Regions from separate parts of the Homo sapiens genome. Here all the other regions are linked to region 1. A link is a loop called in an ENCODE intact Hi-C map of the cell type or tissue named here. Cell type or tissue: heart right ventricle. All regions are shown on one strand. Links, peaks and the distances in the headings refer to the core of each region. The heading gives the core; the rest is flanking DNA.

What was found. Hi-C counts contacts between places; a loop is a spot of excess contacts. Peaks named below come from ENCODE experiments on the same cell type or tissue, not always from the same donor. Only the 100,000 strongest peaks of a DNase experiment are listed, where the experiment ranks them.
Region 2: a loop joins it to region 1, with 3.0 times the contacts of the local background. A loop is called at or near these places in 4 of 110 quality-filtered maps.
Region 3: it touches region 1 in a loop (2.4-fold over the local background); 13 of 110 quality-filtered maps call a loop at or near these places.

The regions. Positions count from the first base shown.
Region 1 is chr4:100,514,445-100,522,868 of GRCh38, reverse strand. It overlaps EMCN (endomucin), which reads left to right and starts at 4,847. Exons shown (of 12, transcript NM_016242.4): 1 at 4,847-5,018. The coding sequence starts at 4,955. In heart right ventricle, for the core only: no CTCF peak of the experiment used is centred there; a DNase peak (open chromatin) is centred at 4,892; H3K4me3 peaks cover 4,425 bases; H3K27ac peaks cover 5,286 bases.
Region 2 is chr4:100,586,968-100,595,391 of GRCh38, reverse strand. No RefSeq gene overlaps it. Among named protein-coding and RNA genes, the nearest start is that of EMCN, 73 kb to the right of the region's middle. In heart right ventricle, for the core only: no CTCF peak of the experiment used is centred there; a DNase peak (open chromatin) is centred at 4,041.
Region 3 is chr4:100,650,093-100,658,516 of GRCh38, reverse strand. No RefSeq gene overlaps it. Among named protein-coding and RNA genes, the nearest start is that of LINC01216, 21 kb to the left of the region's middle. In heart right ventricle, for the core only: no CTCF peak of the experiment used is centred there; no DNase peak of the experiment used is centred there; H3K27ac peaks cover 1,014 bases.

The sequences.
Region 1 (8,424 bases), core at 190-8,189:
TCTGCAGCTCAGTTTGTATAGGAAGAATTCATTTATGACAGTGATTTCCAGAGCTTCTTAAGGCAGATGAGTATGAAAGAATGGTACTTGGACTTTTTAAAAAAGAGAGTTGTCCAGTAGGACAATGGACTGCCTGACAGAGTAATGAGCCTCAATCATTTCATCTGTTAGCATGGAGGCTCACTCAGCATTTGCAGGGGTGTTCCTGTGTTAGGACAAATTCGTACTAAATTAACTTTTCGTATGTCTCATCTCTGAGCCACTGTGGTTTTATAATTTCCCTGTATTCATGTCCTTATATATCAAGAGACTTATTCAAGGTTAGGGAGTTGATGTGAGGTATGAGAATCATCTTTACATGCTGAGGAGTAAAACTGGGATGGACAGTTGGAGAATGTGAGAGATAAGCTCTTGAGAAACTTCAAGAATCAATTTGCTATGATGCTTTCTTTTCACATAAGCAATAACAAAATACCATTGGACCTGGGTCACTGGGAGTTGATTAATAGGAATGTGGTAGGTGAGAAAGATAGTGATTTTACTGGCATAAGTTTGGCCAAATGGCTGGGCCCTCCCACTGTTGATGTTCATTATCCATTTTGGCCCTGAGGAAGGGAGACTTAATATCTCCACAATCATGGGCTCTAAATATCTCTTTGGTTTCAGCTCTGTTCCCACTAATCTTTAGGAGATCACCCAATTCCCATTTCAAATAGGCAAGTAACAAAAATAAGCTGTTTGATTGCATCTCCATTGAAGAAAGCACTTGATATTTAAAGTACCTTGAAGTAGAGCATAGAACAAATTCCTGATAATAAGAGTTGGGATTCTGTATAATCAGTTTAAACCAATATTTTGGGACTCTCATCATCTGAATATTTCTTAGGACATTTCTTAATCACTCTAGAATATGATGGTTTATATAAAATCCTAACAACTGAAAGATTCTAGAAGTTTAAGGTTAGTAGGTTTTTTTCTGTTTTTTGTTTTGTTTTGTTTTAATATGTACTTTTAGAAGACTTTCTGGAATCTCACTTAGTCCTCTAAACCACATTAGAAAGTTGGCATGATGTTTATCCTATTTTTCTGTGGGGAAGCTAAGCATGGAGAGGCCAAATAGCTCAGCATAGAGGGGCCAAATAGCTCAGTAAGTCACATAAAACTAAGGCAGAGACAGGATTTGAACTCAAGATCATGCTCTTTGCCAGTTCATGAAATTACTTCTTGGCTTTCCTCTCATTTTAGATAATTTTATTCAGGGTAATGAGCTGGCTAAGAGGAAGAAGGCAAGTATGGAAAGGGAGTTTAATTTGGGGCCCTAGTAATGGTGCTATCTGAATAAATCTTTTCAGTGCCACATAAGCTAACATAAATCATGAGTGTTGGAGTCTTCATTATACAATTTCTTCAGTGTCAAAGATGTCAATGACAGGCCTTGATATGCATTTGGAAAGAATTATGAGATTGCTCTTGCATGACCTCCTAGCAGCTACTTTTTCTTTCAGCAAGCAATTCGGAAGATGAATTGTGAAAAAGAAACAAACAACAACAACAACAAATTAAAGAGCAAAGACATGTTTTCATCTCTCAGGTTAGAGTGGTTCAGTTCTCTTCACATATTTTCTTCTATTAAAGTGCTTTTAAATTATACACTTCCTAATAATGAAAACATTCCAGCAGGTTAGAATACAAAATGTTTAATAAATATATGTATAAATATACACTCAAAACATTAAATTAAACAAAATGTATCAGGTCAAGAGAAATGTTTTTGTTGTTAAGAGGTAAAAACAATATGTGTTTAATCTGGAAGATCTTTTCATGGAAAATTTAAAAATGTGACAGAAACTACCCATAATTCATTTCAGAAGATAAGCAATATTAACATTTTGTATCTTACTCTCTCTTGCTCTGTATGTGTATGTATGTATATGTGTATTTACATATACACACATATACATGTATATACATATATACACATTTACATGTATATACATATATACATGTACATTCACATATATAAATGATAAGCATATGCATATATATGCATATATACATGCAACAAAGTGTCATGAATATATTTCCACATCTATGAAAAGTTATCTAATTAGTATTTTGTGGCAGAACAATATTCTTCCTCAATAATTAATGTTTTGACAAATTTTTGTAATTACATGGACTTCAATGAATATCTTCATTTTTAGAATAAGTTCCTAAACATATAATTTTGCAAGCTCAGAGTGTGGTTCTTTAACAGTTTTGATGTATATTGCCTAGTCACATCTCAGAAAGGTCATACCCCAAGAATAAGATAGTTACTTTATTTGAACATTTATCAAAAATGAGTACTGTCATAAACTATACCTAATTATATATAAAAGGCAAAACACGTTGTTGCGATGTTGGGATATTCGTTTCTTTGGTCTCTGGTGTGATGAATACAGTTTTGGATTTTACTGGCCCTCCATTTCTTGCGAGACATTTTTTTGCCGTTTTTCAGTTGTAGAGTCATTGCTTTTTAGATCAGAAGTTATTTTTTAAGATAACTTATCATGTACTGTTACAAAATTTTTTATTTGCCTTTTAAATTCATGGTATGTTATGCCAAAAATCTTTTAATTTTTGTGTAAGCAAATGTATGAAGTCTTTCTTTTATGTGCTTTGCCTTTAGTGTCATGCATAAAATGTCCCCTTTACCTCAATTATATATAGTAGCCCATATTCTCTCCTAGAATTTTGTGCTTTGTATTTTAAACTTAAACCTTTAACATATAAGATTAACATGTAAGATTTGGTATTTTAAGTAAAACAGACACTTAATTTTAAAATTTTCTTAGATGGTTAACACATTGTCAAAAAAATCCCACAGTAAATATATACCCTATTCATCACAGTCACTACATGTTAAACTCACCTATATTTAATCTCTCTCTCTATATATACATGCATATACACACAAGCATGCATATGCAAACACATATCTGTAAATATATCTGCGTGTATATTTATGTAGATAGAAACAAATATAAATATTTCTGTGTCTGTACTTTCTATTCTATGCCACTGATCTGTTTGTCTCCTCTGGCAATCATTGCTGTTTTAATTAAATATTTTACCTTAAAAATATCTTCTGATTTAGTAAAGCAAGGCTGACCCCTCCCCTCATTATTACTCCTTTTTTTTTTTTCTTTTCTGTTCTTATATTCTAAATTTTTTTTGGCTAGCATTTTAAGATGTTTCTTAGTTTTTGTTTTTCATCAACAGGCCCTTTGTCTTTTAAGTAGCCTTAATATTCTACTGTCAAGCATTCTTAGAATAGGTATCTAGTGTACTAAATGGAAATGCATAGCACTTAGTGCTGAGGAGTCCAAATGCCATGGAATCCCTGAAGAAATTATTGTGACCAGCATCAGTGGTGACTCTGAGTACTGACAACTTGAGTACAGAAGGAGCAGGAAGTGAGGCAATGTGAGGGTTCGACTGTGATTTCACATGGCCACACCCCAATTTATTTATGGAAAGTGCATGTGACATCTATTCACATATGTTCCTATCTTTATATTCTCCAGGATATGCCAAATAAAGTAACAACGCCAAAGGCAGTCTGTTTTAGAAAATCAATTAGAAGAGGGTAAAATGCAATCTTATGCACAAAATAGAAACTTAGCTCTTCTGACCCCTGGTATAACGTTGGATAAAACAAGCTAACGTTTTTAAGTGTTTTGAGCAGTTGACTCAGTCTAACTCGTTTTGTATGAAGTATTTTCCAGCATGGTGCAGCAGTGAAACTGTGTGCCCTTCTTGCAAACAGGTAAAGGTATAATTTTTGAACAGTTTTTGTTTTTTTGTTTGTTTGTTTTTTTTGTGGGGAAAATGAATCTACACCGATTCATTGACAATGTTGTCCAGTAAAGCCTCATGAGTAAAGGTACGTAAAAGGATGATCAGCTAAAATGAGACATGAAGCCTGTGGCTGAAGAAAAATATAATGTCATTGGCACACACGGGGCTTGTACCCAGGACTATGGCAGTGTTATCACCACGTTTTAATCAGTCACAACTGACATCAACGTGACCCCTGCTATATAGATTATCCAGCCTGGTTGGCATTCCAGTCTTAAAGAGTCAACCTCTCCCAGCTTCACTGATGTGTGATGGCATTTCACCCACTGCCATTCCAACCCTGTCCCCTAAAGAAGAGCATTCATGAGGTGTTATAAGTAATTGTTCCTTATTCATCATCAAAGTTCTTTAGTAAAAACCAGGAGTGACCAATAGACATTCACATGTCTTTGCTTAATTCTATTAAAAAAGACTGAAAAACTTCTCTGTACACCCTTTGGAAGTCTTTTTGCTTACTCAAGAGCAGAGCATAATCTATTTAATACAATTTTTCACTTATATCCAAAAGGTGGCCTTCTCTAATCTGGCTTTCAAGTTGGAAAGAGAAAAGTTAAGTTGATTCCTGATGGATTTTGCTCTAAAATTTAACCCTCGGGCAGTGAAAGCCTCTTTATCCCAACTGAGTAGCTGCTAAATGAGGCCCCTTTATAACCACTTCAGAATGCACTTTCAAAACAAAAGTTAGAAGGCCCTATGATCCATTCTCAAGAAGGATCTGTTTCTGTTCAAAACCAGTCCCGACCTTTCTGTTGAAGAAGAACAAAATAATGTAGTAACAAAAACACAAGTGGCTGCCAAAGGAAGAGAGAGAAAAAAAAAGAGTTCCTGTAAGGGACTGAAACAATAAATCTCCTCTCTGCTGAACTCCCAAAGGGAGTGTGTGTATTTCCTCCCGTTCTTTATCAGAGCCCCCAAAATAAGTAGGAATGGGCAGTGGCTATTCACATTCACTACACCTTTTCCATTTGCTAATAAGGCCCTGCCAGGCTGGGAGGGAATTGTCCCTGCCTGCTTCTGGAGAAAGAAGATATTGACACCATCTACGGGCACCATGGAACTGCTTCAAGTGACCATTCTTTTTCTTCTGCCCAGTATTTGCAGCAGTAACAGCACAGGTATTTTTGTCTCTTATTCCTCTGGTGGTACGGATTGGAAATCACTAGTAGGTGACTCAGCCTCAGTTTACTTTCAGGGATCTTCCCCTGACACTTAGATGCAGCAATTCCTTTGATGAGTTGAGTGTTTGGATGTTGACTTGGAGTGCGTGGAGAAGGCTTGAGAGAGACGGTATTTGTTTCTACTGAAGGGAAATGTTTGCGGGTACAGCAGCCTGAAAGCATGTTCGATGAAATCACAAAGTACTGGAAATATACAATGGCCTCTTTAGAGTATAAAAATCTGGGAATAGAATGCTGGTTAAAAATGTACTCTCTCTCAAAAATGTATTCTTTGCAGACATAGCTCAGAAATAATAAGATTGGCATGTGTGGGTGAAAGGCTGTAATCGGAGACATTATATTGCAGATGTTAGCCTGTATTTTTCCCAACTATTTTTCAGCTCTGATAAATTGAGGAGTTGAGTAAAGCTGCCTAGGGAAGTGAGTCCTAATATTTTGAGGTAGGGTGAATAGAGAGAGATTCATTTGATTACAGTCTATAGATTTTTGCTGAAGAAATATGCACATATCTAAACATATACATACATTTTGCATAACATTTCAGGAATTTATAAACATAAAAATCCTACCTATTGACTTCTGGTTAAGAAACTCAGATAAAAAATAGGTTTGTATCTTCATAAGCCTTGAGTATATCAATGGACAATTTCAAGAACGATTTACATTTGACTTTTAACCCTTCCTGAGTGATTGAAAATAAACTGTTAAATTTAATCAATATTTATTAGGTTCCTACCCTGTACTGCAAGGAATATAAAAACAAGTAAGACGTCCTTGCCCAAAGTGGTAGAAGTACTACTGGGAGAAATAAGCATGTGATTTTAATATAAAATAGATTTAATAAGTGTGAAAATTGAAGAACAAACTACCATAAAAGAACACAATTGGGAAAGACTGATTCAGACTCTGAGGGGTCTTGGGGGGAAAAAAACAAAAACATTCATTTCTAATTTTATTTTGCTCATTCTCAATTTAAAAGATTACTGCCTACAAAATCTTAATTTACAGTGATAATGTCGGAAGAAAATAAGTACATCCCTCCCTGAACAACATTTTATCAGTCATTTCTATGTAAATATCTATGTAAATTTAGTACAAATTCAAAAACACTTCAAATTCACGCACATTTGCTCATCATGCATCTTGGAGTTTCTGCGGTTAAGTTGCAGCTGGTATCAAGGCCAGAAAATTTCACTTAGAAGAGTTACTAGAATCTGATTTTTTAAAATAAAGAACATTTATGTGGTACCACAGAAATTATTGCATTAGCTTATAAGTAACTTCGGTCTGCTTGGGGAAGATTGATAGGAATCTCAATCCCATGGAAAATATTGCTCACAATTAGATGTGTCAGATTAGTATAAAGTCTGAAAGTCTGGCTTAGCCTGCTCGCTGCTCCAGGTCTGCAAGCATCGACGAGTGCAATACTTTGCCGGCATTGTTAAACTCTGAATAGATCATTCGTTCTTCCGAAAGTAAAGTGGAATAGCATCAATAGAAGTAGCCTGCAATACCTGGCCTTAAGAAAGACATGAAGATGAAGGACAATCCAGAGATGTACTGGCAGGTTTTTCTGTTATGGTCATTTTGGGAAAATACAAACCTCCTTTTGCTCACTGGTAATGAGCTCAACCTGTTAACAGTTCTTCTTTCTAATGAACTGTTAACCCCTGTAGGATAATTTCCATTTGAGCAGAGACAATAGTTACATAATAACTATCTCCTTCAAGTCAGCCAACAAGTCTACTTGTTAACTGAAGGCCAGTATCTGTAAACAAACAAACAAACCAAACCTACTCCATTTGTCTTAGAGAGGAGGCTATGCTCAAGAGTATAAATTGACCATTTGAGTGGAGCATGAAAGGATTGGAAGATAATTTCCCATCTACATGTATGATTTTGTTGTACCTGGTTCTGCCTGTTTTTTTGTTTGTTTGTTTGTTTGTTTGTTTTTGCAGATTGGGCACAGGGAAGAAAGCATTTCCTAAGCTGACTGAGTACCTTTATTTTTCCTTAACCCCTAGTTCCAGATACACATTTGATTTCAGAGTTTTACATGTTCCTCAAACTTAGGAATGATTAACATATTTCATCAGCAAAGTTGATTCTTGGGGGTGAGGAGGGAGGCATTTCATCTGCCTTAAATTCACAAGCTGTCAAGCAGATCCATGCTCTTTTGCGTAGTAATTTATTCCTAAATAATTATCTTTTAGATAAATTGACTACTTTTCTTTTCTTCTGATGTTTTTGTCAGTCTCAGATTTAAATAACTACAATACAGTCTTTCATGCTGTTTGTGAAAATCAAGGGAATCTTTCTACATCACAGTCAGTGAGTTACTTTTTATTACTTGGTTGGTGGTATAATATTTTTTCAGTCTCCAATTTGGAAAGCTGTTCTATTGAAATGTGTATGGAAGGTTTCTGAAACGGAACTGCCATTCTTTCTTAAGGTTTTCTAAATTGTATTTAAAACTGAACAGACCCCTACCCTGGCGTTTAAATCTAGATGTATGGATGAGCTTTTGACTTTCAGGGCTGAGAGAAGTTAATGAAGAGAGATTCCTCCAAGAAGAAGGAAACAATATGCACTTACTCATCAAGTGCCACTTGCTTTTTGAAATTTGCCTTAACTTGGGAAATATTAAAATGTTGTAGGCATTCTCAGACAGGGACAAACACCATTTTCTTTATTGGTATATGAAGAAGGATTTAATTGCTTGGAGAAATTCCTTTGTTAGTGATTGAACATTCAATTTCATGAAAAAGAAAGATTAAACACACTATCAGCAGACTCCATGCTAAATATCGTAAGTTTATAGAACTTAATAAAAGTTAACCCTCACCGTAGAAGTGGGGGAGAGAGGAAGATGAGGGAAGTTATTATCAATTTGGCTATATTGTAGGCTTTAAGAGGTAAATAAAGAATGACATAGAAAATTTACAACTAGCCTGGTTTTGGATGTAAGGACATCTGAAACGGCTACATATAAAAGTGGAAATTATTATAAGCTTTGAAGCTTGAAAATCAAGAGGTTCTAGAGGAAGGGAATTTATTGAGTAGATACATTGAAACATTGGTATATTCTAGTCTAGAAACATAAAGAGGTCACAATTTGGGCATAGTTAAGTACTGAGAAATAAGATTGGAATATAGCCTCAGGAGATATTGAATACCAGGATGAGAAATATTGACTCATATAGTTAATTAGTTTGAGTCTGTAAATGGTTTGAGTATGGGAATTATATGATCATGGCTATAAAATGGGAAGACTAATCTGTCAGCAGAATATAGATTAGACTACTGGAGTCAAGAGAAATAAAAGGTAAGGAAACTAGGTCAA
Region 2 (8,424 bases), core at 117-8,116, 73 kb before region 1:
TCTCCTGCCTCCGACAGGAACCCCTGGGCATAAAGTGAGAAACACATGATATATATTTAAAATCAATGTGAGAAAGAAGTTGCCAATTGAGTCCCAGATTTACAGTCATGATGGAACAGTTTGTGCTGGTGCTACGACACTTTCTGGCCTACATGCAGAACAAGTATATAGATCATAGTGACATACAAACTCAATCTGCTCTGTCCTGATTTTCTGGTGCCTTAAGCAGCTATTTAGTGTGCTTACTGGGCAAGTCAGCCTTGAAAACATAATAAAAGGCAGACTATGTGATATACTAAAGTTAGGACAAACATTCAACCAGTATGTCTTGGTGTGGCTTACTGACTGGTGGGTTTAGTGGGTCATACTTCTATTTGATAAAATTTTAGAAAGCACAAATGAGAGTAAAGAAAGATTTCCAGACTGGCATGGCTGAAAGAAAGGCAGAAAGGCAAGAAATAGAATGACTTCCATTAGAATTACTAATCAACTCATTGTCTTAAAATAAATGAATAAGTTAGAAGCAGGATCTTGAGGTTTTTGTTGGATGAAAAACCAATAAAGGTTGCTGCGACTTAATAGACAAAATAGGGTTATAGAGGGTTTTTAAGAGGAGTAACGGCACAACCAGACTGTTGCTATATGAAACACAAGTTAATAATAGTGTTTAGGAAATCAAATTTAAGGTTAGGAAACTCAATGACTTTAGCCTTACTTGAAGCATAATGAGGCTTGGATTTCCCTAACATCAATGTGAATGAGTAAAAATGAGGACTGAAGTAAGATATTACTAGGCTTAGTAATAGTCATTGATGGGTGAAGGCAAGGAGGAAAGACATGACGATGATTTGAGAGGTCAATCCTAAATTATCTTCATGAGTGGAACCATCTTTTAATTTTGATCCCATTGAATCTGAGGTATTTGAATGTCAGAGTAACGATACATTTGGTAGGTGTGTGTGTGTATATATATGTATTTATGTATGTGAATACATACGCATGTATGCATATAGCTGATGTGAACACAAAGATACCCAGATCAGACTTCAAGGAAGGGCTTGCTGTTTAGCTGCAGAACATGTGGTCAGAAGCCAGCGTCCTGCTATCTTGCCCATCAGATCTGCCTTAGATTCAGATAAATCCTTTGCTTGAGGTCACATCTCTACCAGAGCAGCCTGCCCCCAGTGACTGAGCATGGCAGGGGTATAAAGTTCTAGCCATCATGACCTGTTGCACAACATCTAGTAAGCAACACTTGCTACAGAGCTCCCTGCCACTTCCACTTCTTCCTTTGCCCAGTTGTACTTCTTCCCCATCCTTTCTGCAGCTGTTCGTCCCTAGTAAACACAATGCACTTAAACTGTGTCTCAGCATTTGCTTCTGGAAACCCAATCTGTGATGGTAACAATGTATCATTTTGGATTCTTGTAGATGCAAACTATGAAATAGCCCACTAAATGTGTCTTAAAAATTTATTATCTCATAAAAAGTTCTGAAGCAGGAAAGTAGCAGAGTTAACTAATGAGTAATTCAGTGATATCATAACAACTTTGAATTCTGTTCATCTCTCCATTTTCTCTTCCTGAAGATTGTCTTTTTTTCTTATACTTGTTTCCTCATAATCAAAAGATGATTGTCACAAATTCAGGGGGCATACCCTAACAACCAAGTCCAAAGGCAAAATGATAGTTTCTTTTCCACATAATTTTTTTTTCTTTAATTAGAAAAAGAAAAATTTCCAGGTCCCAGTGGCTTGGGTCGGGATACCTTCTTATCACTGATAAGGACACAGCAAAGATAAATTTGGAGAACAAGGAGGTTTTTGAGTAAGTAACCATCATTGTCTGCCACAGAAAAGGTTCTAAATTTGATTTCACAGATGAAGTATGGAAGAAATATCCCACTTCATTTTTCCCTCTAAATCAACTTGCATTACATTATAAGACTCGTACTTCTTTGCATAGAAGGAAATTCAATCACAGTCTATAATCTAGGTTTCCCTGGTGCAAATGTTCTGTGATATTATTTGATCCCAAAGCATTAATGAAAACCCAGCAATTCACCAGCCAACACTTGTTTTCACTGAATCATTCCTTGTTGCAATGCACGCAGTACCTTCAAGTCTGATGTTTTCACTGCTTCTGTATTATTGGTCAAGCATGTGAGTTGATGCTGAGGCTGGGAACCTTGGTGGCATGGATACTACCTCCTTAGGTGCACCATTCCTCCAAACCATCCTGTTCAAAGTCTTGCCATTGCCCTGCTCTGTTTCCAAGCAATGTCCTGGCCCCTGATAAATGTAAAATCTGCCAATCTCTGACCACTCTTCATCTAGGGGAAATCCTTCCTGTAGGTCAGTCTCCTTTTAATTTTTTTTTTTCTCTCCTCCTCTCTTTAAACAAGGAGCACACTCTTTTCATCAAGTTACAGTGTAGGCTTTCTGCTCTGTACAAATCCATAAGATAAGGAAGTTCTTAGAGCTTGATTACTGCTCAGAATCAGGAGAATGGGAAATGCAGAGATCAAAACACAAAAGAACAAAATGTATCTTGACCCCCATCCCCAGGGTTTCCAAAATCAGCAAATTAAAACACAAGAAGCCTAGTTAAATTTAAATGGCAGATAAGCAATGAACCTGTTTTAGTATTTCTTGCAGGATAAATTATTGGGCATCATGCATTTTATTGGTAACTTTAGACATCCTCCCCTACCTCCTTCAAAGTATGTAATATTGGTTTGAAGCTTGGAAGAGAAGTTGCTACTGAAAATATAGATTTCAGAGACTTGTAGATTTCGGCTGAAGCTATGTAAGGGATGAAAACTCTAAGCGACCTTAGGATGTCCGGAGAGAAAGACAGACTCTTAAATTATCCTTAGTGTCTGGAATAGTGCTTAACATATAGGAGATCGCAATAAAAAAGAACAAAATGAAAAAAAATCAAACAAGAAATAACTAAGTTGAAGTGAGAGAAAGCCACTCAAAAATAAGCCAATTTCTTTTTAAAATTTTGTTTTTCTCCTGAAGTAATGTATTTTTTTCCTACCATTTTCATTATTTTTTTAGTAGATTATGTCACACAGACATAATTACTGTGGCACTTTTTATGAATTCTCAAGTGAAGACAGATCCATGTTTATATTATACTCTCATGGTTATTCAAATTGACCACATATGTGACCTGGACATTATATTGGTAAACGATTCTCCACTGATGAATAATTAGAAGAATTAATTCGAGAAATCAATGTCTAGTTCGAGATACTCTCAGATAATTCTTGATGTAATAAAGCCTTAAACCTCAAAACAACTTTAAAATCTACACAATAGAGGTGTTGTTCATCATATTTATGGGTATCTTAACTTTGTCACACTTTCATACGGTGCAGATTCAGAGCTTAGGTAGAGTCACAGCTGTTGTCTAGAAATCAACATTAAGTACCCTAACATACCAGATTCTAGAAAGTATGATTCTAATTGTGTTGATCTAAAATTCTCTTCAATATAACTGATTTTTCCCCATGGAATAATCAAGAATAGAATTAACCTGCTATATAGAGAATGGGGAAGGACAGCTTCAAGCAGTCATGACTAGAATCCCAACCGTGGAGATAGAGCCCAGGCGGCCAGGACATAATGTCGCAGAGTGGCAGACCTCACAGTCACTGCTGCAAGTCACCAAAGAAATGTCACGTCCCATGTAGCACTCGGAAATGCCCAGCCTTTGCTCAACCTCCCTGCACACATGTGGCTCCCTCCACAGTACTATATTCAAATGCAGGGCTTATACTGTTCAGTTACCTTAAAATCACCTTAACTTGTAACATTTCCAGAAAATAAGAATGCCTATGTCTAAGTTGCCAGCAGAAATAATTTTGAATTGAATCAGAAGGAAGTTTCCTTGGATCAGAAAGATTGTGCAGCAACTTCAGCAGTGATTATTATTCCATCTGTTGATGTGATTATGGAAATTCTGGCTGAGACTGTAAGTCTTGTGCACTCTGCTGTCCCTCTACTCTCCAAAGGATGGAGGGCTGCCAGCTATGCAAAGTGCTGGAAACGGATGAAAGCAAACTGCTGACCTTGAAGTACTGTTCAGGAGCTCTTAACTCTTTCAGATACAGGTAGTGTGAACGTGTTTATGCATATTTACTCAGCTTTGCAAAGCAGATTGTTGGGTTTTTTTAATTTTTTTAAGCTGGCCTCTGAACTCCATTGCATGGTACCCAAAGAAGCTTATGAAGCTCAGAGGGGATAAAATGAAAAGCAGTGGTAAGTTTAATTGAAAAAACAGGATATTCCATGCACTTGGCAACTTGAGCAACTGAGGAAAATGTGAGAGGACCAATGTTGCAGTTACACAGTTGAAACCAAAAGGATTTCTTATTAAGAGAAGCAACAATATAAAAGAATTAGTCCTCTTAGCTCTTACAATGTATATTTTATTTTTGGCAGTAAAGGTGGCTAGGAGTTGCAAGAAATGCTACTATTTACAATAGAAACAATTTGGCTTTTAATCATTGATTCCTTTTTAACAGAAGGGACTAAGACTGAAACTATCACTTTATGACATCAAATTTATCAAGGAGAGTAAAAAAATGCAATGACATGTGGATGCTGCTAACTCCTGAGAACTTTTGGTACCACATGGATTCCGTGTGGGTTTCTGAAATGCTCCTATCTGATTTGGCTCCCTTAGATACGCTCTTCCACCACCTGCATGTTTTGAAGAAGTAAGATATTTTCTCTCAGAAAATAACAGGATGAGCAATTTTGTATGCCTCTTTAAGATACTGGCCATGAGCTTCTATGTCATTTTTGTGATTCAGCTTCTCCAGTGAGCCATGAGACTCAACTTGATATTGTTAAAAAGGAAAAGGAATCCTCTGTGCATCTGATGTTGTTGTAATATCTTCAAATGTAAAGTGACTCATTTCAGCCTTTGAGATGATCCTGAGTAGAATCATTCATGTTATTCTCTACTGAAGCTATTTATTACCTAGAAGTTTTCCTTTACAGTTCTCACTTAAGATTCTCTCCACCTCCTCAGAAGAGCAAGCCTGAGGATAGAGACGTGTCCAGTTGAAAGTGAATGGTGGACACCAGTGTGCATTGTCAAAGTCCATTGGGATCAGCTTTCAGATAACACACAACCATCGCTGAAGGTCTTCAGTGCACTACGCATTCTCTATTCAAAATAAGAAGAAGGAAAGTTTTTTCTCTTTTAACCAAGTCATTTCTTTGTACCATGGAAATTTTAATCCTAGTCAAGGTTTGAGAAATTAGAATGGTCTCACTAATCCAGGGCCTAAATAAAGTCACAGTGGAGTCACAAAGAGTTAGTCTGGAAGCAAGTAAGCCTGGTTTTTTAACCCCAAATTTTGAATATGAATAAATTCATATCATTAACACTAATATTTTTTAATGCCAGATGTGTTTTTTCCATTACATCGAATGTCATTGTGACTTGGAAATATGGACATTACTGTTGAAACTTTAATGAATTTAGGAAAATGCTGTTGGTTAATTTCTGGTAAACCATTTTTTAAAATGGTTTTTTTCCTTCCTAAATATTTGCTCCCAAATTGATGTCCCCAGTGCACTGAGTACACCAAACCTCTCTGGATGGCCAGTTTCCTCAGAATTTCCTCTTCCCTTTTTTGTTATAAGTCATCATTGTCCCAGAGCTGCAAGCATGGTCTGCGTTCTCCTGGGAATCTTCAGATCTGTTTTTTTGTTTGTTTGTTTGTTTGTTTTTAAATATCCATAGGGACTAAAGCAGGGCTGGTTTTATAAGTAGCACAATTAGCATTGTTTGAAAGTCTTTTTAACATTTTAATGACTATTTCTTGAGGCCCTACCTGCCTTGCCCTGCTATTCTAATTACTCTGGAAAATGGCCATACAAAAAGAAACAAACATCCCTAGTGGAAGAAAGCAGATTAAAAAAAATTAGAACAAATAAAATATGTAGTTTGTAAGAGATAACGACTACTATAGTAGAAGATAAAGAACGGTAGGGGCCAGGGAATCCTGGGAGTGAGGGAAGAAACTAGTTTTAAATAGGGTGGTCATGAAATGTTTTACTTTTTAAAGTAAAATTTTAAACCAAAGACGCATAAATAGATGAGGAAGAAAACTTTTCAGATATCTAAGGGAAGAGTATTTCAGGCAGAAGGGTTAGCAAATTCAAATGTCCTGAGGCTGAAGCATGTTCAGCAGGTGTGAAGTACAAGGAGGCCAATGTTGTTGCAATGAAGTGAGCAAGAAGCAGTTAGGTGCAGTGGGGTCAGGGAAGACATCATACAAGTAGAGAAGGCCTGATGAAGTAGGGTTTTTCAGGTTACTGTAAAGAATTTGGATTTCATTCTAAGAGACATGGGTAGTCATCGATAGAGTTTAGCTTAAATTCCAACAGTATCACTCCACTTGCCTGGTTGAAAATAGACTACAGAGGGGTAAGTGTGGGATGAAGGTAGAACAATTTATAAGCTACAACCATAGCAAAACTCGCAGGACAATGACTGACACTTGGACCAGGGTGGTGGCAGTGCTGCTGGAATTTGTGACTTACTTAGATATAAAATAGGAGACAAAGAGCAGAGTCAACGATGACTCCAAGTTTCTGGTCATTTATTGAGATGGAGAAGAATGTCAGTTGTTAAACTCCTTGATATTTGCTCTTTAGCCTTGATCTTGTCCTTTGATCTGTTGCAGTCCATTCAGAGAAATAATCCTTTATTTCAATCCCTCTCTCCATTTCATAACCATTTGGATTTTTGAAAAACCTAAATCTTCTGATATTATAAAGTCCCTGGTATTGTAAAGTCTTATAACTCAGAACGTGGACAACCCAATAGTTTCATATTTTATCAACGTGATTATTTTACAACATTTGACAAGTAGAATAAAACGATGTGTGTTGCGTTCCTGTGGTAATTTAAATATCTTAATGTCTTAAAGGGACAATCATCAGATTCTGCCCTCAGAATTTTGCTTTGTCCCCGGCAGAAGGCATTTTGGGTGCTTGACTCACTTATGTGGATGATTTTAACTACACCATTGTTTCCATCTTGGACACTTGTTTATTTTAGGCCTCATGACAGATGAGCTCACCCAGACCTTAAAATGCAGACTTTAAGGTTGCATCAGACTATAACTTGATGCTAACTTTGTTTATTCCCCTCTTCAGTTACTGAAGTTACACCCTAACCTCTGGAAAACAACTGGAGACAATGTTTATTTGATAACAAATTAGAAGCTGGCGTCCCAGTTCTCTCTGAGTGTGACTATGTGTATGCAATTTAATGATACTGCAACTGCGTATTATGGTGTATCAACTCGCTTTCCTTTATTCTTTGAGATTTGTTTTATGTTTGGGAGAAGCAAAGGAAAGTGGTAAATGTCTTCTAAAGTGGGAAATTTCAAACCCTGAGATACAGAGACAGAATGCACATCCATAATATTTACATAAAGCAGAATCATTTCTCTGTCCTACCAGGAGAGATGAGAGTAGCAAGGAGAGAAGGTCCAAACTACTGTCTTTAATTGCGTTAAGGGAGTGAATGCTCTGGGGCCTCTATCTTTGGGCTATGCAATAAACCATTATTATGACTGTGGCTGGGAAAACATTTTAAATGTAGAATAAGGTAAGACAGAAGACCAAGAATGTCTACATTATGGACTCTGTGAGTTTTATTTTCAGCATCTGTAAATCTGTAGTCCTTTATAAACAGAACAAAGTGGTCAATTTTCACAGGGGCTGTGCTGGCACAAAGGTACCAAGGGCTTAGATTGGGAACAAAGTCATTAAAAATAACTACACACAAAGAACTCAGTCATAAATAATGTGCCACAGAGGATCCAAAGAACTCAAAGGCTGATTACTTCAGTACATCTAAAAATCTGCTTCAGGCTACCTGGCCTTGAATATGATGAATTCCTTAAAGGACTCCTCCAATTCTCTCCTCTCTTTCTCTTCCTTCTTGCTTTTACCTTTCTTCTTCCCCTCCAACCCCACCATTTCCTCCCCAAAAGCTGCTGGTTTGTCAGTCATTCTGGCAATCAGCCAGAGAATTAGAGAATGAGAAAAAACAAAAACAAAAAATTTCCTAAGGTCCCTTTACCTTTCCACTTGGGCTCCATATTGTAATACAGCTTTTCTATGCTCCCCTTCTCAAACCTCCAGCATCAATGCTGACTTAAAAACTTAGTTTTTATCAGATTTCACCAGGATAAAAATGTTAAGGAAAAAGAGGGAAATTAACATTGCTGGGACACCAGAAATATAAAGCCATTTAAATCCTTCACTCATTTCTCATGTTATCTTTTTCTCTTTCTGAAATTTTGTCACTTTTAATTATTGTGGCTTCCTCTTTGACTGCTCTCTTACTTTCATTGCATCCAATAATGAAGTAAATTTTGTTG
Region 3 (8,424 bases), core at 117-8,116, 140 kb before region 1:
ACAACATGCAGCAAGACCATTTAAATGGAACAATAGAAAAGTGTCTATAAATCCATCTACACACACAAACACACATGTTTAGTTATATTTATGTTGTTATCTAAGTTCATTGTGTGCTGGTTAAGAACATACACTTTAGCACCAGAATGACCTGGATAGAAATCTTTGCTTAGGTTCTTAATGTCAAATTCTTTGTTCCTCATTTATAAAACTGGGGAAAGACTTCTTTATACTTGTAAAACACTTAAAAACATGTTTGCACATAGTAAAAATGGATGATGTTAGTTATATTATTAGAAACTCTGATATTAAGTGGGTTAATGCATCTGACATGATGAGCACAATGTTTGACCCACGGTTGATTTTTTTTGTTATCTTTACATCACTTGTGCCTAACATTGTCAGTGTGGAGTGTGGCTTCATTTTGCACTGGCTTCAACATTCGGTGACAATGGACACTGCTTGAAAATGAAGGTTCTCACGCTTATGATGTGATCTTGAACATAGCACTGATCATGATGATAAATACCTGTGTTTTGCTGTCTCAGAATATTCTAAAGTATGCACTGTCATATTTGACTTCAAAATATCCTCTGAGAAACCAGAGAAATTGTGTAAAATATGTGTTAGGTTAACACGTTTGTGGAATACCTGTTGAGTAAAAGCATCCCAAGGTACAGTACTTCCTCTGAAGGGATTTAAAATCAGGATGGAGATGCAAGGTATGAATACATAAACATAATGAAGTATTATTGAAATCTCAGACTTGACATGAGACATTAATGGAAAAAGCAATTATATCACTGAGGTCACATAAAGATTTATTCTTTGGTATTAAGTCCTAACTTCTCTTGCTAGCAAGCAAAGTTAATTTTTGTAGAAGTACTTGAACAGAAAGTTCTGTGATTCTGACTTCTGGGAAACTGTAGGTCTTGTATTTCTTTGTCATTGCTATTTTATTTCTATTCCTTCTTTTGAATAGTGAGTTGGTTGGGAGGAGGGGATTGCATTAGCTCCACACTGAGTATAAATTCAACACTTCCACTGGATTTCCAGAGCTCAGTGTTGCTCTGGCTTGTCCTATATCTTAAGGCTTATCAAGAAAGTCTTTGTTAACTGCCAGATGGTATGTTGACCTAAGGAAATAAGCCTTTAGCCACTGGAAATCCATTGTGCCAAGTACAACATTCCTAAATGAATATGGAACCAGAGATCATTGTTTTTGGTCACCTACTCACCCAGAAGAGTTGCTGAATCCTGGCATTCCAGTAGGGCTAAGGATGGTGAAATGAGAAGGGACTCAGGAGACCACTTGAAAGTATTTTTCCCTACTTAATTAAGTAATAAAGATTTTCCAGGAAACTCTACTTCCTTAGAGTGTGAAGTTTCTATAAAGTTGCTGACATAAGATATTGAGAAAGAATGTGCTTGGGACTTTATTTTCAAAATATATCCAAACCATATCACCACCTTTCCCACTTCATTCCTGACCCCAGCCATCTTGATCTCTCCTGAGCCACTTGAAATAGTCTCCTACTCGCTCTCTGTGTAGTCATTTCTACAACACTGAGCTCTGGAAATCCAGTGGAAGCATTGAATTTATACTCAGTGTGGAGCTAATTCAAGTCCTTCCTCCCAACCAACTCACTATTCAAAAGAAGGAATAGAAATGAAATAGCAATGATAATGAAATACAAGACTCACAGTTCCCCAGAAGTCAGATGACCCCAGAAGGCCGATGAATTGTTTTAAAATACAAGTCAGGTTGTGACACTCTTCTGCTGAAAACCCTGTAGTGGCTCTTCATCTCACTCTAAATAAAAGCCAGAATCCCTACAATGGCCCAGAATCACTAACTGACATTATTTCTCTATCTTATCACCACTTTGCCTTTCTGTTGCTCTGCTCCCACAATCCTGCCTTCCTTATTGAGCTTTGAATGTAGGACTTGCTTCCACTCAGGGCCTTCAAACATACTGGGGATTGCTGCGAATATATTGTGGAAACACTTTCATGGCATCCAGCATCCAGATATCCACGCAGCTCTGCTCTGCTCTTCCCCTCCTCTGGGCATTCGATAAAATGATACTTTCTCAGTGAGGCTTTCTTTGGACACTCTATATGAAATTAGAACACTCCCTAACACTAACAGTCCATGAACTCCCCTGTAATTTATTTTCTCCATTCTTATCAACAGATATTATCATACAGTTTATTTATTTATGTATTATCTGCCTCCTGCTATTGGAATATAAGCTCTATGAATATACGCATATTTTTCTGTTATGTTCATTGCTAACTCAAACCTAGAAGAATGTCTGGTCCAGAGAAGAAACTCAATAAATATTTATGTTTAAACTGAAGGCAGATAGAAATATTTATTAAGTTTAATAAATAGAATGAATTGTGCTGCGGACTGATGTTTTTCTAAACTCTAACATCAAGGTGTCACCAGTGACTTTAACCTTGAAGTCTTATAGAAACATCTGACGAAGCTCCTTTCCTCCAGCCAGTGAGATCCAAATAGACCATAGCCTAGAGGTCCAACTTGGCATGGCATTTTGGTTCTAATTCTGTGTTTCCTGGCTATTACTTTTTTTCTAATATTGAAACCAGCTACCTTGGGCTGGCTTTAAGGAGCATTCTTATGTGTGTTGCCAGAAGGCAGATTAGAATAAATAAATTTTCATTTCACTCTAAGCATTTGGTAGAACTTTTAAGTATACCAAATTAATAAGGATAATTTATTGATTTATTTGCCTTATATATATGTAACAGTCAAATTGATTTACCATAAAACTTCAAGAGAAAAGGAAATAAAAGAATGTAATTTCTATTTAAGGTATATGTAACTGGTCTGATTTAAAAAAAGGTTGCAAACTAGCTGTCAAAGTTAAAGTCTCATATAAATAAAGACAAAAATCCTTATGTACTTTTAATTTCTTATGAAACACTGCCATATTTGTAGTTGGTCTGAAGAGAAAAAAATTATTTCCCTCAAGTAAGAAATAACAAATGAGGAATAGAATGCATATGATGTGTATTTTTGTTTCAAAAACAGAAAAATCAAGTGACGGAAAGCAATGTGATGTATTTTACATTCCAATTAGTATAGAATCTTATTAAATTAGGAAAAAGTTCCTATTTTCATTATGAATGACAATCATTTATCATCAAAAATTATATTTACATACTTTCATCACAATTTTTGAATTTCTAATCTGCTTGTTTTTATTTCTCACACTCCATTCATGACTAATCTCTTTCTAGCATGGCTTTGGATAATACTGACTTTGTCTTCTTTAAAACAAAATTAAGACAGTAAAATGTGTCAGTGACCATTCACTGGTGCTCTATCAAGTGACAGGGACTATGCTACGTACTTTACACAGTGGATCACTGAAAATTCTATAAGGTAGATATTTCTATTCTCATTTCACAAATGCAAAAATTAAGATTTGGAGATTACAAATTTATGAAAGAGAGGGTATAGCTGCAACTTTAATCAATCTATGGTTCTAAAGCCTATAGTAGTTTCCTCAAACAAACATATTGTTTGGATGAAAATTGTACCACACGTACATGAGAGGAAAGGGTAAATGAAAATAATATGTATTAAATGTTTACTACATGCAAGCTTGCGTTCAATGCTTTTGTTATTTCAAAAATCCTTTGTCAAAGCACTAAGAGTGCATCATTCCATTTTACAGATGAAAACACTGAGTTAGAAAGAGGTTACGTATAAGCAACTATCAAGGAGTTTAACTGGAAGTCCTACTCAGATCTGCTGCCTCCAAATGGCATACCAGTTACACCACACTAAAGTTGGGTGAAGTATGGAATAACAAGTATGCCTAAGATATGAGTATAAATCACTTTCATTGAATTAAGGCTACCTTTGTTCTGTCTCAGAGAGAAATGATGAAGATGAAAATATAAGTGAAATCAGAATCTTTTGTAATTATTTTTCTAATACTTTTTCTATAAATGATGATTCAGTCTTTATTGATACACTTAGAAACTGATTATCTCTCTTATGTTTTTTACTATTCTTGAGTATGTTCTCAATTCAAATCATTTACAAATGAGAAATTAATGAGAAAATATTTTCTGTCCTTATTTGTCTTAATTTAATTATATTTAAATTGGAATCTTATCCCAAAACATGTAAAGGCTACATTTATAGAGAAGAAAGAAGAGGAAAGAGAAAAAATCTTTAAGTTGAAAAGTCTTTATGCGTGTTGAAAATAAACTTATGATACTTATTTTTTTGTCTTTCAAATAGAAGAAAGTGTACAATTAAAGTCAGATATAGAGATTCAAAATGGCTGCCATTGTAACTGAGTATTTTCAGAGTGACTGAGATGCTGTATTTCATAACCCTGTAATGAAAGACCCTGTGCCTAGAATAATCCTTATGCATGGGAGAGCAGAGCTAAGGTTGCTGTGGGAGTATTCACTCTGGAATTTATGATTTATTTGGGATTAAAATCAGATATTTAACATTTCTGCAAATACAGCAATCAGGTTGAATTCACTTGGAAACGGGAGTGAATTAGAAATACCCTCTGAACTTCTGTCTTCCAGTTAAAAACAATGAAACTGACATGGCTTTAATGACCCTAGCTTTGTCTGGATCCCACACAAACTACCCATGTCCTGTTCCACATAGTCACTCACTTCAACCATGTCCTGGACCTTCTATTTTCAAGAGAAATAAGTATAAAGGAGAGAAAAACAATCAAGATTTCCTGAGAGGCTTTTATAATTCCTGCAGATTCTGTGAGGTGGAGGAGATAACTTTTTCTTTCCTCAGAATTTTTATTTACAGACCAAGGATGAAGAGTCAACTGACATTTCTGTATTATAGCTAGTTCCAAAGGAAAACCTAACTGTCACAAATTTTTACGCATGCATCAAAAATATTAAATACAAGAAAATTGATAAATGGATAAAAATGTGACTACCTACAGCCTCTCTGCAGTTTTATAACTTCTTTACAAAGTAAATATTGTTTTCAGAACATTCAACAATATTAGTGAAAACTCAGTGTATGTGGACCTAGTTCAAATGCACTAATTGGTAAAGCTAATTTTTTTTAATGTTGTAAAACCCAGTGTTGGCTCACACTGCATTCATCTGCCTTTGTTCAGTCACCACATCACATTTTCTATGTGGAACTTTAAAGCAAAAACTTCTCAGCTAGGGAACTGCTGAATGAGCTCCTTACTTATCCATAAAAGACTGTGCCTCACTTAATGACTACATTTTGTGAGGGCAAAGGGGGTTATTGTTAATTTTTCCCCACTAAGTTCTATGGACATTTTTGGAGTTTTAAAGAGCAGAAAACAGTATAGATGTGTATTTACATCAATAATAGAAGCTGAATCACATACTGAACTCTATCCTAAAGTTTTCAAATTGTGGCTTTTGATTTCTCCTAAATAAAAGACGAATGTACCAAGTGAAAGAGGGACTAGGAATTGTGACAGAGCCGAGGAATATCTTAATGTACATATTAACATACTATCATGTTATCTTACATATAGAATATGTATTTAAAATAAGTCTTGACTTGGCATATTATCCAAGAACTAAACTTCAGGCTTGGCTTTTAGAAATATACAAGTTTAGGGCCAGGTGCGGTGGCTCACGCCTGTAATCCCAGCACTTTGGGAGGCCAAGGTGGGCAGATCACAAGGTCAAGAGCTCGAGACCATCCTGGCCAACATGGTGAAACCCCGTCTCTACTAAAAATACAAAAATTAGCTGGACGTGGTGGTGCGCGGCTGTAGTCCCAACTACTCGGGAGGCTGAGGCAGGAGAATCGCTTGAACCTGGGAGGTGGAGTTTGCAGTGGGCCGAGATTGCACCACTGCACTCCAGCCTGGCAACACAGCGAGACTCCATCTCTTAAAAAAAAAAAAAAAAATACAAGTTTAGATGCAGAAAGGATGCTTTTTCCTGGGTCACTGGGTCACTTATGCAGATACTGGCAAATGCTGAGATTACAAGATAAGCCTTCTAATTTTCATTTAAATAGTGGCAGATGCAAAGATTACAAGCTAGGTCTTCTAATTTTCATTCAATCTTGGATTTACTTTCTATGCAAAGCCATACTTTTCATGTTAGATGCAAAATAAGCTATGGACGTGTGACATGTTTGACTATTTTTGTTCTTGGAACATTCTTTTAAATTTTGTGTAGTCCTCTTTTCTTACATTTTTTTCTCTCCCAGAAAGACAATAATTGAGTTCGGATTCTCATACATTACTCTGCCCAAGGGGCAAAAAGTCAATAAAGACATTACTATAATTCCAGCCTTAAGAACAGTAGTCACATGCTATACAGTGTGCACTGCTAGCCAGGTATCCTAAGGTTCACAGATTAAAAGAGTGATAAGCTGCAAGCATATCAGGGAACCAACCACAAGACATAAGATTGGGAAATGGCGAAGGGAAGCTGACATTTCCAAAGAAAAATTGATGTGTCCAAACTTCTCTTTTTACAAAGAAAAAGTTAATGTTTCACAATATGAATAGGAGAAGTAGCCAAGCTGCTGCTACACAGTGGCACTGTGCTCTCTCCAGGACCTCACCTGACTGCAATCCTGCCACTGCGTGCCATTTTGTGACATGTAACATGGCAGATGTTTTATTTTTCTTAATACTTTGCTTCTAGTTATTGCTGCCAGTTTGATTTGTTAGGCCTGCTAGTTTGGGTTTAGAAACAAGAATGAAAGAAAATAATTCATATCTCTGTAATGGCCCATTTGGTTTCTTTCCTTCAGGACTGTCAACCCTGGGAACTGAGTCCTTTACAATCACCTGCAGTCTCAGGTCCACCCCAACCTTGGTAACAAATCTTATTTATTGATAAGCAGGCTGGCAAATCTTTCCAACTTATAAGGAAGAATACAACAGCCACATTTATGTTATTGTATTATGCATTCTCTCTGGTTGAAACGTTTGTTTGTGAAACCAAATTAAGATCAGAAGATTGTGAATGCCTCTTCACAGTGAAAGTAATTAGATGATTAATTAAAAGATAGTGACAAATAATATATAACAATCATCATTAAATACTCATATGTAAAAGAGAAATTATATTTAATTGTAAAAGAAAATAGAGCATATGGGATCAGTGCTCACCAACCTACTAATGGGATGTTGGTGAGATCTTCTGGCTGGAGATTTAGGGCATTAAAGAACCATTCCAACTATCAAAAGATCTTACCAGGTAGAGTCTTTTCTTTGTGAAGACAAGCTGACTCTCCAAGGAAAAGACTTGTCATCACAGAGGCAGGAAAGGGAATCAGACTTGACTTCCCTTTACCCACAACCTCTAATTGCCAAGTGTCCTATAATCTTTTCATGAAGTAAAACCTAGCTTAGGCAGTTGAATTTCAGAAGACATGTTTGGTTCTTTAATTAAAATATGAATGACATTCAACCTCAGAGTACTTCATCAGGGAATGCTTTACTTTTGCAAGCATTTCTTAGTTGTCTTTTCTTTTTACATTTGCTTATAAAGTAATCATCTTCCAAATCCTTTTGGATTTTGATTATAAATGCAAATTTAATGATATTTCTATTTGTGTCATCTTCCAAAGAGATCAAAAAAGTTTATGAATACATCCTGATATGCATTCCTCTTGTCTCTAATAAATAACTTTGCAGACACATGGCCGCTCTGCCTTCATCAAAAGCAGAAGATAGAGAACAAAGGATCAGATGACATCCCAAGGTCACAGTGTATCCAAAAGGTCACAGATTGATTAACTGCAGGTTCCTTAGGCATTTCAATTTGGGAGTTGGGGTGCTGTTTGTAGTCATGTTAGTTTCAAAGTAACATATAGGTATTAAGTAATATTTTAAAGTTTACTTCTAGAACTCAAACATGAGAGAATATGGGCAGCAATTACTTTTTAAGCAAGTAGGGAATGCAAGAGAACTCTTAACAAGGTTTTTAAAACTGAAGGATTTGTCTGTAACAGCATTTTTTTAAACCACCATTATAATCCCAGCTCTTTATTTGTTTCTAATTTCTTATTCTTTTTGTATAGATCCTGAGACAAATATTGAAGTTACATGATTTCTACAATCTAGTAAAGCAAATTCCCAGAATCCCAAGTTAATCACTAGTTTCCCCAAGAGGCAATTCTTCTGGAATGAGATGATGGCATGAAACTGGTGAGAAAAGTGAAAATTGCTTTTTCTCATTTACAGAGTGAAAAGCCTAGCCATCCACAGACCAATGCAAATGCAGCAAAGCTTTCTCAAGTCTTTTGGCCCTGGAAATAGTTAAGCCGTTAATCCTTATTATTTTATTTGTACCTTACCCCTATAAGAAATGTAAACGCTTAGTGTACAAGTTTCTTTCCACCCTCCATGACAGATGTTTGTATCTTAAGCTGAGTATTAT